Linked DNA regions of Homo sapiens: all the other regions are linked to region 2. A link is a contact called in ENCODE Hi-C or POLR2A ChIA-PET data. All regions are on one chromosome and are shown on one strand. The core of a region is the stretch at or near the end of the contact, and the rest is flanking DNA. Distances in the headings are between cores, read along the strand shown. Region 1 has its middle 110 kb from the start of DLX2-DT. Region 2 overlaps LOC107985960 (a long non-coding RNA gene). Region 3 overlaps LOC107985960 (a long non-coding RNA gene).

What was found. A loop is a pair of places that touch in the nucleus more often than their neighbours do. ChIA-PET counts read pairs that join two places held with the same protein, here RNA polymerase II (POLR2A).
Region 1: a map of CD8-positive, alpha-beta T cell shows a loop between it and region 2 (2.0-fold over the local background). The contact joins two enhancer-like sites. A Hi-C loop is called at or near these places in 1 of 168 maps with a recorded cell type or tissue (CD8-positive, alpha-beta T cell). POLR2A ChIA-PET finds 5 or more read pairs at or near these places in 4 of 52 experiments (BJ, H1, WTC11 and 1 more).
Region 3: a map of PC-3 shows a loop between it and region 2 (6-fold over the local background). The contact joins two enhancer-like sites. A Hi-C loop is called at or near these places in 4 of 168 maps with a recorded cell type or tissue (PC-3, astrocyte of the cerebellum, heart right ventricle and 1 more). POLR2A ChIA-PET finds 5 or more read pairs at or near these places in 1 of 52 experiments (A549).

What each region holds. Positions count from the first base shown.
Region 1 is chr2:172,213,648-172,216,844 of GRCh38, reverse strand. No RefSeq gene overlaps it. Among named protein-coding and RNA genes, the nearest start is that of DLX2-DT, 110 kb to the right of the region's middle. Within about 2 kb of position 1,469, at least 4 of the 41 ENCODE cell types and tissues checked have a DNase peak (open chromatin) inside an H3K27ac peak, as active enhancers do.
Region 2 is chr2:172,339,640-172,342,676 of GRCh38, reverse strand. The region is part of intron 4 of LOC107985960 (a long non-coding RNA gene); the gene reads right to left. Among named protein-coding and RNA genes, the nearest start is that of ITGA6, 86 kb to the left of the region's middle. Within about 2 kb of position 1,341, at least 9 of the 41 ENCODE cell types and tissues checked have a DNase peak (open chromatin) inside an H3K27ac peak, as active enhancers do; they include PC-3, where a contact is called at or near this core.
Region 3 is chr2:172,251,814-172,254,827 of GRCh38, reverse strand. LOC107985960 (a long non-coding RNA gene) reads right to left here. Exons shown (of 6, transcript XR_001739773.3): 1 at 2,195-3,014. Among named protein-coding and RNA genes, the nearest start is that of DLX2-DT, 150 kb to the right of the region's middle. RefSeq lists an enhancer at 738-1,937. Within about 2 kb of position 1,472, at least 10 of the 41 ENCODE cell types and tissues checked have a DNase peak (open chromatin) inside an H3K27ac peak, as active enhancers do; they include PC-3, where a contact is called at or near this core.

The sequences.
Region 1 (3,197 bases), core at 220-2,719, 130 kb after region 2:
TCTGTCTGGAACTACACCATCAGTTCACCTGGGTCTCCAGCTTGCCAAATGCACATGTTATGACTTGTCAGCCTCGATAATCACATGAGCCAATTCCTTTAAATACACACACACACGCACACATATGCACACACACATGCACCCGTGCACACATACACACACAATTGGTTCTGTCTCTCTGGAGGACCCTAATACAAAAACTAATGAGCCTTTCTGGGAATCTCATACAGACTGAGCCCAGGGGTAAAGCGGGGAAATTCTCATTAATAAACCTTCGTGATCCCTCACCTCCAGTCAAAGGTTTCTATAGCAACCTGAGTTCCAAAGCAAGGTTCAGGCCACATTTTCACAAACTGCAACTAGATGAGTGGAAATAAGTAACCCTTTGTGATCAACTGAGAAAATGAGGAATAATAAAAGACTAGCACCAATGCCTGAGCTGAATTAATTCCTCAAGATTTAGGACCCTGGAACACCGGGCACAGACACATACACCCACCTTAGCACAGAGATTACCTAATTTCTTGAGGTCAAAGCAACGTTTTCACACCACTGTTTTTATTACCACTGTTTTATACATAAAGATATTTCTTGTCTTCCTTTTTCTGAATTCCCTCAAACTCACTGTGAGAGGCCACAGAGTATTGTGTTGAGAGTATGAGCTCTGCAGTCTTATGTTTTGATGCTGATTTCATCATTTGCTAGTTGTGATGACCTTGGACAAGTTACTTAACCTACATAATCCTCTGTTTCCTCATAAATTCACTGAAAATAATCATTCTAACCTGTATCAGTCAGGATCTAACCAATAAAACAGTAACTATTTTAAGTATTTACAATAGAAAGAGCTTAATGCCGGGAATTATTTCTACAGATGAAGAGGGAACTGAGCTCAGGAAAAAGCTGCTACCAACCATGGGGTGGAAGACAAAAAGAGGAGCTGGAATTGTGGAAGTCCAGGGCAGCCTGAGGAGGCTGAGTCTCTGAGGTCTCGTCCAGTACCTGCTGGAGCGGCCACCTGGGGAGGGGAAGTGGGATTCCCTGGCCCCTCCTTTCCCCCAACCTTTCAATCCCACCACTGGACATGCCATGCAGAGGCAGCCTGGGAAATGCGCCCTGCGGGTTGACTCTCTGTGGCACAGAGCAGGGGCTGCACCTGAGGGCCAGCAGGCCCAGAGCCAGTAAGGATTGTTAGGAGTTGGTTCACTGCCGGTGGCAGAGTCTTTTAAGTTGTGTATTTTAAGTTGGGGCTCTCTTGCCTTTTCCTCACCCTCTTCAACACATTTTCCACTCCTCAGGCTTTCTCTGTCCTCCTACTCTCTCATCACCCAGTGCTTTCCTCCCACTTCCAAGCCCACACTCAATAGCAGACAGCAAGTTGGCTGGCCTCCCGATGAGACTACAGACTCAGAGAAGCCCGAGGGATGGTGTTTCATATTTTAGCTGCCAGATCCAATGATGTTCTCTTCTCAAAACCTGAATGCCCTGCCTCCACACACCAGGTTGCACAGGCATGGCCACGTGTCGAATGTGGCGCCAGCACGAGCAGGGCAGCAGGACGGGCTGGCCCTTTATACCGCAGTTCTCCCTCTGCCCAGACCCATCACCAGTGAGCCATGTGAGAACCGTGCAGTTTGCCACAAAGACACCTCCTTCAAACACTCCGGGCTGGGTCTACCTATCTGTGGAAGGAGCAGATTGAAAGAGATGGCCTCTAGTCTTCTTCCAGTCCCATCATGCTATGATACTACAGTGTGCATTGTGGAAGGCCAAATTCTGGGCATATTCTCTGCCTGCCTTTGTTACAATTTAGCCAGAGATACAAATCTCCAAATTCCTGAGACCTGGTGCAGAGTAGTATTCTGTTAACTGAAGAGGCATTTTAGGTACAAAAAACCCCAAGGCTTATCCTAGGAACAGCACAGAGTAAATACATTCTCAAATCTAACCCTCCTTATAAATAAGTTATTTGTAGATTCAAATAATTCACAATTATGAAGGGAAAATTAGAAGAAGAAAACGTTTCTATTGCACAAGGCTTATATGAAATTATTGTGCCGATTTATATCTTTACCATTCTCAAAGCCCCCAATATATATTTTTACATATTTATAAATATACCCCAAAATATATATTTTTACATATTTATAAATATATATTTATAGATTTTATAAAAATATAGAAATACATATAAAATATATTTTTCCTTATATCTCTTTCCCAGGGTATGTAAAAGAATCTTTTCTCTGACATTGTTCGTAGCAATTGGAATTCAAATGTAAACTGAGTCTATCAGCTTGACCAACACATGCCAGTCTTCTTAAGTCCAACTAGCAAGCAGTCGGCCAAAAACTCCACTTTTTACTTTATAGCAGATTTCATACAAGTCAGGGCAGGATTTCAGATGTTTTAACTAGCCCTGCCCTGCCAATGTTTTTCAAATGTTTCCCAAGTCAGTAACAGCAGCCTCACCTGAGAACTTGTTAGAAAAGCAAATTACCAGGCCCTACCTCAGCCCTACTGAAACAAACAGTGGCAGGAGGGTCTCAGTAACCTGTGGGTTAGCAAGCCCTCCAGGTGTTTCTGATGCACACCAAAGTTTGAGAGCTACTGATCTGTGAAGTAGACACTAACATTCTCCTTCCATTTGTGTTTTAATAAGACCCCCAAGTGATTCTGGCGTATGTAAGGTTTGAGAACCACTGTGCTAAAAAAGAAAAAACCGAGACTGATCCATGTGAAACATATTATTGGTCTTTTCTGTAATGACCTAAATTTTAATTTTAATCCCGGACCTCCCCACAGTCTGAAAGCTACAGTCCTTCTAATGCCAATGATTTCATTACTCATTAAATCGGGCAGGCTTTTCTTATTAAGGGAAGGTAATTTAAATCAAGAATACAATGGAAATTAGAACACTGCGGCTATTGTCCTGTTAAAAAGAACAAATTCCCCTCTACCAAACTGTCCATTTTATGTTTGGCGGGAAAGGAAGGGGGTATGCCTCTTCCGAGCATGCCACACTTCTGCTGGTAAATGCTCCTTTCCTATAATTGACTGAATGCACACAAGTGCCCTTCCGCACCCACCAAGAAATAGCAGGTCCTGACATGGGAATGGAACCATATTTCCTTGCTCTTTTATCAACATCGTAAAAGCTCTTCATCCTTTCCAAGTAGAGGGAGTTTTGGCAAAGA
Region 2 (3,037 bases), core at 92-2,591:
CCCATCTCCCCTAGTCTCAACAAAACTATAGAGGTACACATCTATTTTCCTTAAAGGATTCAGCAGTTAACTGAAAAATGTATTTATTAGATCTTATAAAAAGGAGGGGGAGGGAGGGGGAGAGAGAGAGAGAGAAAAGGAGGAGGAAAAAGAGGAGAAGGAGCAGGAGGAAGAGCAGGAGGAGGAGGAGGAGGAGGAGGAGGAGGAGGTGGTGGCAGAGGAGGGAGAGGGAGGGAGCTCATGGAGTGGAGCCTAGGCCATTCCTGGGAGGTGCAGTCTGTGAGGGCTCCTTCCCTTAATCAGGTGAAAATGGACTTCAAGCCCTAATGGGAAAAGAAAGGAAGCACCAAGGGGAGGAGAAGGAAGCCGAGGCAGAAGGCAGGGAGCCCTGTGTCCTGGCAGAGGGCCACTCCTTTGCTGGGAGGTCCGTGGCCTCTGCTTCTCCCGAAGGTCACTGATCACTGTTGGCAGCATCCTCCTTTCCTCCCCTTCAGTGGTGCACACAGCTCCCACCAGATAAAAGGTCCAAGGAAGATGACCCTTTTATGAGGCATTGCAGGAATTTGTGATTTACAGGAAGGAGACACTGCTTGTAGGTTTGAGAACACAAACTCCAAAGAGATAGAATCGGCAGAATATATCCTTCTTTTCCTTGAGCTATAGCACTTCTAAGAGGTCTATTAAAATCTAAATTGGAAGATTCTCATAGCTTAGAATCCAAAACACAAACCAAAACAAAACAGCAGTAGAGAACCACAGTAGTTCATTGCCTAACCTAGCTTCCCCCACTCATTCACTCCAACTTTTCCAAGGATTTATTTCCATTACATTTAACTCCTAAGCTCTCATTCTTCATAATATATTTGTCCCGCATTGATTTTTACAAACCCACGTTCATGTTAATGTCAAGAAAAAAAAAATCAGCCAGGCGCACTAGCTCACGCCTGTAATCTCAGCACTCTGGGAGGCAGAGGTGGGTGGATCACGAGGTCAGGAGTTCGAGATCAGCCCGACCAACATGGTAAAACCCCATCTCTACTAAAAATACAAAAATTAGCTGGGCTTGGTGGCGTGTACCTGTAATCCCAGCTACTCAGGAGGCTGAGGCAGGAGAATCGCTTGAACCCAGGAAGCAGAGGTTGCAGTGAGTCGAGATTGCACCACTGCACTCCAGCCTGGGCAACAGAGCGAGACTCTGTCTCAAAAAAAAAAAAAAAAAAAAAGAAAGAAAGAAAGAAAAAAAGAAAAAAAATCCTTACAACCAGTAGGACATCAAAGGCAAGACTAGCTTTACTCCACGGGACAGTAGACATGGCACGAAAGCTGCTGCTGGGTTACAGGCTCAGGGTGTGTCACCAAGGGAGGGGAACAATGAGATTCAGCCGTTACTCACCACCTGAGTCCATTCCGCTTAGAACCCCAGCCAAAAGATAAACAGCAAGAGGGAAAAGAACTCTGTAAATATCCCCATGAGAACAATGAACAAAGTTCATGTATTTTATCTGCCTGTGTAAGCGTAGGCATAAAGCCCCAGCGGAGTCTTATTTTTCTCATTGTTCCAAGAGACAAGTCCTATACCCCCAAGAGAGGGGAACCCAGATCCCCTATTAATGAAGAGGTTGTAAGACAGCGAGGGTCAGTCTGCGTCCTCCAAGAAGTCGAAGCAATCAGATCAGGGAATTTAAAAAAGGAATCTTTTCTTCAAAGTCCTTACAGGGATCTTATCATGTAGTCCATGCAAGTGATTTAGAAAGTCCAAGTCTTATCATGGAACAGACAAAGCCAGTCTCCTGCTTTCCTCCCCTGACCTGTCCCCTTTCAGCTGTTTCTTATATTCTCCTTCAAATTTCTAAATAAAATGCTTGTGCTGCTATTGAGTTATCCAGTAGGGACATCAATAAGCTTCCCATTAGGCTAGGAGACTCTTTCTTACACTTTCCTCCATATTTTGCCTCCCTCTATTCTCTCGATATAGATAAATTATAATTTTTGGTTAAATCTATCCTCTGTGTTTCCATTATTAGATAATTGCTCAATGCTGAGGACAGGAGTGCACTATCATTTTACTTCCTTTGCCTTCTGGTGTGCAGGGTTGCTACTGAGAAATCCTGTGCCCTTCTACTTTCTGTTCCTCTGAACAGAACCTGTTTTATCCGTCTAGGGAAATGTTTACGGTCTTCTCTTCATTCACGGTTTCTGAAATTCCAAAGTGGTATAAGCTGGCATGGATCTTTTCAAATCCACAGGAAATATTCTGGTAATATTTCTTTGCCCATTCTTTCACTTTCATTTTCTTTATTTTGTCTTTCTGGAATTCCTCTTAGGTGAATGTTAGCCCTCCAGGACCAATCCTTTCATTTTCTTATCATGTCTTCCCTGTTGTCCATGTTTTTTTGTTCATTTGTTCATTTTTCTGGGAGTTTGTTGTTGTTGTTGTTGTGTGTGTGTGTGTGTGTGTTTTTTTTTTTAGGGCTTTTAAGACCTTTCTTTCTTGTCCTTTGATGATTTCTGAATTAAAGCATCCTGTTCTGGATTCACGGGTACAGCACCCTCTCTTATCTCCCTACCAATATCAAATAAGTTTTTGTATGTTTATAAAGGTTACTTCTGTTCCCTTTCATTGTTTGTTTCTCCTAAGTATTTTTTCCCATTTGAATGATTTTGATCTCTTTTATGTTGAAGTCTTTCCTCCAGAATCAGGTGGCCCTCGCATGCCCATTCTTATTGAAGACGAAGATCCAAAACTCTGATTCATGGGTTTGCTTTGAGACACGTGGGCAGGCTTGTGAGCTGGTGAATTTCACTGACAGAAACCTAATACTGAGGCAGCCTTTTCAGAGTAGGGCCCCAAATGGACTTTAGTCGGTCTTCTGTCTGCAGCTCAGTTCCCCCATGGCAGACAGAATCCCTGCTCTCTGGCTGGAGAGGATGCCTGCCTGGCTGCGAAAGAGGCAGGGGCTAGCTGGGGTCATCATCTCCATTCAATCATTGTCAGTGCTGACTTTCACTTTCCCCCAGTACCAGCTCCAAACCTCAC
Region 3 (3,014 bases), core at 223-2,722, 88 kb after region 2:
CAAAATGTTCATTCAAACAAGCATTGCTTGCACACCTACCAGGCTAGGGACTGTTGTATATGCCACCTCACTGAATCTTCATAATTCCCCACAAGGGATGGATTCAAAATTTTTTATTTCAAATTTTAGAAGAGTATTTTGGGGTATGTGGGTTATAAAAATGGAATAATTTACGTAGCACTTTCTGTAGCACTTTTCTCTTATACATCTATTAACATTTCTTTCTTCCTCTTAAGAATATGGTGAGGTAGGAAGCTCAAGAGATTATTACTCCCAGTTTATACATGTGGGAACTAAAGCTAAAAAGAATAAATAACTCACCCAAAATCACAAGCAAATTAGGAATGCAAACTAGAAATGAGAACCAAGTCTCCTGATCCCCTAATGTTCTTGCCAGCAGAGCTCGGCTCAACCAGCCCAATCATTCCTGTCATCTTCATGCCAACAGCTGATCACAAAGTGACTGACTGTTAGGCCCCTGTAGTGGTCATCTCGTCCAGTGACCCTCATTCCTGGCTACACACTGGAATCCCCTAGAGAGCTTTTAAAATTTATCAATGCCTGGGTCTCATCCCAGAATAATTAAATCAGAATCCATATGGGTAGGATTCAGACACCTGTATTTGCTAAAAGCTCTCCAGTGATTCTAATTTATAGGCAAAGTTGAGAACCAGCATATCAGCTTTCAGGATAGCAAATAGGTGTCATTTCAGATGCTAACTCCAATTAACAGAATAGAAAGAGAAGGCCATCTAAGAAGGACCAGGAGCTGCCATGTGGGCTCAGAGGGCAGTGAACATTGTTGCCTCAGGAACTGGAGGGACGGGTGGCACAGGAGCTGTGTGCCAGCCAATCCTGATCTAATCCAACTCCCTCACTTTAAAGACAAGGAACCCAAGGCCAGAGAGTTTATGTGATTTACCATGGTAACAAAACAAGCTAGTGGCAGATCAAAGTCTAAACCAGGTCTCCTAAGGTCTAGATCAGTCCTCCATTTGTTTATATAACTGAGTGGCTCCCAACCCGATTCACGACCCCCGGGAAGACGTAAGATCACCCTGTGATTGACCTGCTCTTGCCACCACGCACCGGCAGATTCAGAGGCCTACACCCAGCGCCACTCACATCGCCAAAACAGGCGCCACTCACAGCAGCCCAGCGGCCACTGGGCGTTTCCAATACCAACTGCTCTCCCCTCCTGCCACCATTTGGGTTGTCCTTAAAAGTCAGAGAAACAGCTATTGCTGGGCCTGGAGTTGGGAGCTGTGGCCACAGCTTCCATTTATTACTAAACCATGGGAGAGGCTCCCAGGAATGTGCCTGGCAATGGGCGCCAGGCTGCCTCCCGCCATGCCCCAGGCACATCACTCTGGCATCTAAATCGCTGCCTGTCCTAGAAGCCTGTAGGGGTGACTCACGTGTGTCTGTGTGTATGTGTGTGTGTGTGTGTGTGTGACTCAAGGGTCTGTCATAAAGGCCCCATGAGTCACCCACTTCCTGACCAACACATTATGAAGACAGCTTCAGAATGCACAAAAGCACAGGAAAAGAGCCTGTTGGCCAGGAATGGGTTTTGTGTTTTCAGGAAACTGGTTACTTTTAATATAAATACACATACACAGAGAGCACCCAAGATAAAAGTCAACAAGCTTAGTGTCTCCTCATTGAGACAATGCTCTGTTCATAATGGTTTCTGAAAAATTTTTATTATGGCAAAATATACACAACATACAATTTACTATTTTAACCGTTTTTAAGTGTATAGTTCAGCAACATTAAGTCCATTCACACTGCTGTGCAAACATCGCCACTATCCCTCTTCAGAAATTTTTCATCTTCCCAAACTCAAAGTTCATATTCATTAAACAATAGCTCTCCATTCCCCTCTCCCCCAGCCCCTGGTAACCACTATTCTCTGTTTCTTTGCATTTGACTGCTGTATCTATCTGTAATGTTTTATTTCATTAATCTTTTAGGGTTTTAAAAATTGCATTGTTACCTCTTTTTCTAAGGACAAACACGGATAATCCTTTGGCTTCTTGTACCTTTCTTTTAGAATTCCCTAAATGTAAATAGAAAGGACTCTCTGGAGTTTTTATTCTCACGGGGTGGCTATAGATGGAGAAGCAGAGATGACCAGGGGCTGTTTCAATTGAGCAAAGAAGTTTGCCTTGGAGCACCAAACCCAACACACCTTGGTTGCTCACACAAAGAGGTCCCGTTTGCCACAATCCAGTGCTCTCCCCGGGTGGGTAGTGGTGGCTGTGAAAGGCAGCCCGCTTATGAGCCAAACTGTGCATCTGGGGTTCCCGCCCTCAGCAGCTTTCCTGGGAAACCAATGAAAGAGGAGAGAGGAGAACGCTGGGCTCTGGGAACTGGCGTAGTTGGCCGGCATTTCTGCGGTTGTTCATACCGTGCCTCCAAGTGCATGCGCAGACCAGCTCCAGCTCTGGGCGCCTCTGCAGGAAGCGGGAGGCTGGCGGCCCATGAGGACTGCAGCTGCTTGCACTCACTGTCCCCACGGGTGACCTCACAAAGCACACTTCCTTTGCCTGCCCACTGCTCTCAGAGGCAGTGTGGACAACCCCTCAGTGTATAGGCTTGAGAGAATCAGAAAGAGGTCCACTGCTGAGCAGCACTGTTGGGAACTTAGCCTAAGCAAAGTGCTTAGCCTGGGGTCCATGGACGCCCCACCCAATGGCAACCATGACCACAGAAAGCCAACAGTCTCGGGATTAGTGAATATTCTGAGCTCAGACTATGAATCCACTGACCTAGGTGTTTAATGAATATGAAGATATAAATGGAGTGAGCCCTTCCTTCAGAGCGCTCACAGCCTGGTTAGGAAGCTAGGACTCAGAGCCTAGGTCTCCAGCTAGGTGAAACTGTGCCGGATACCGTGTTCATACACTGTGTTCATACGTGGTGAAGAAGGTGCTAGCAGAGTTGGCTAGCTTCAGGAGGAAGCTGAGTCCTGAGACTCTCAGGGGCAGATTCCTTTATAAAGGTGCGAC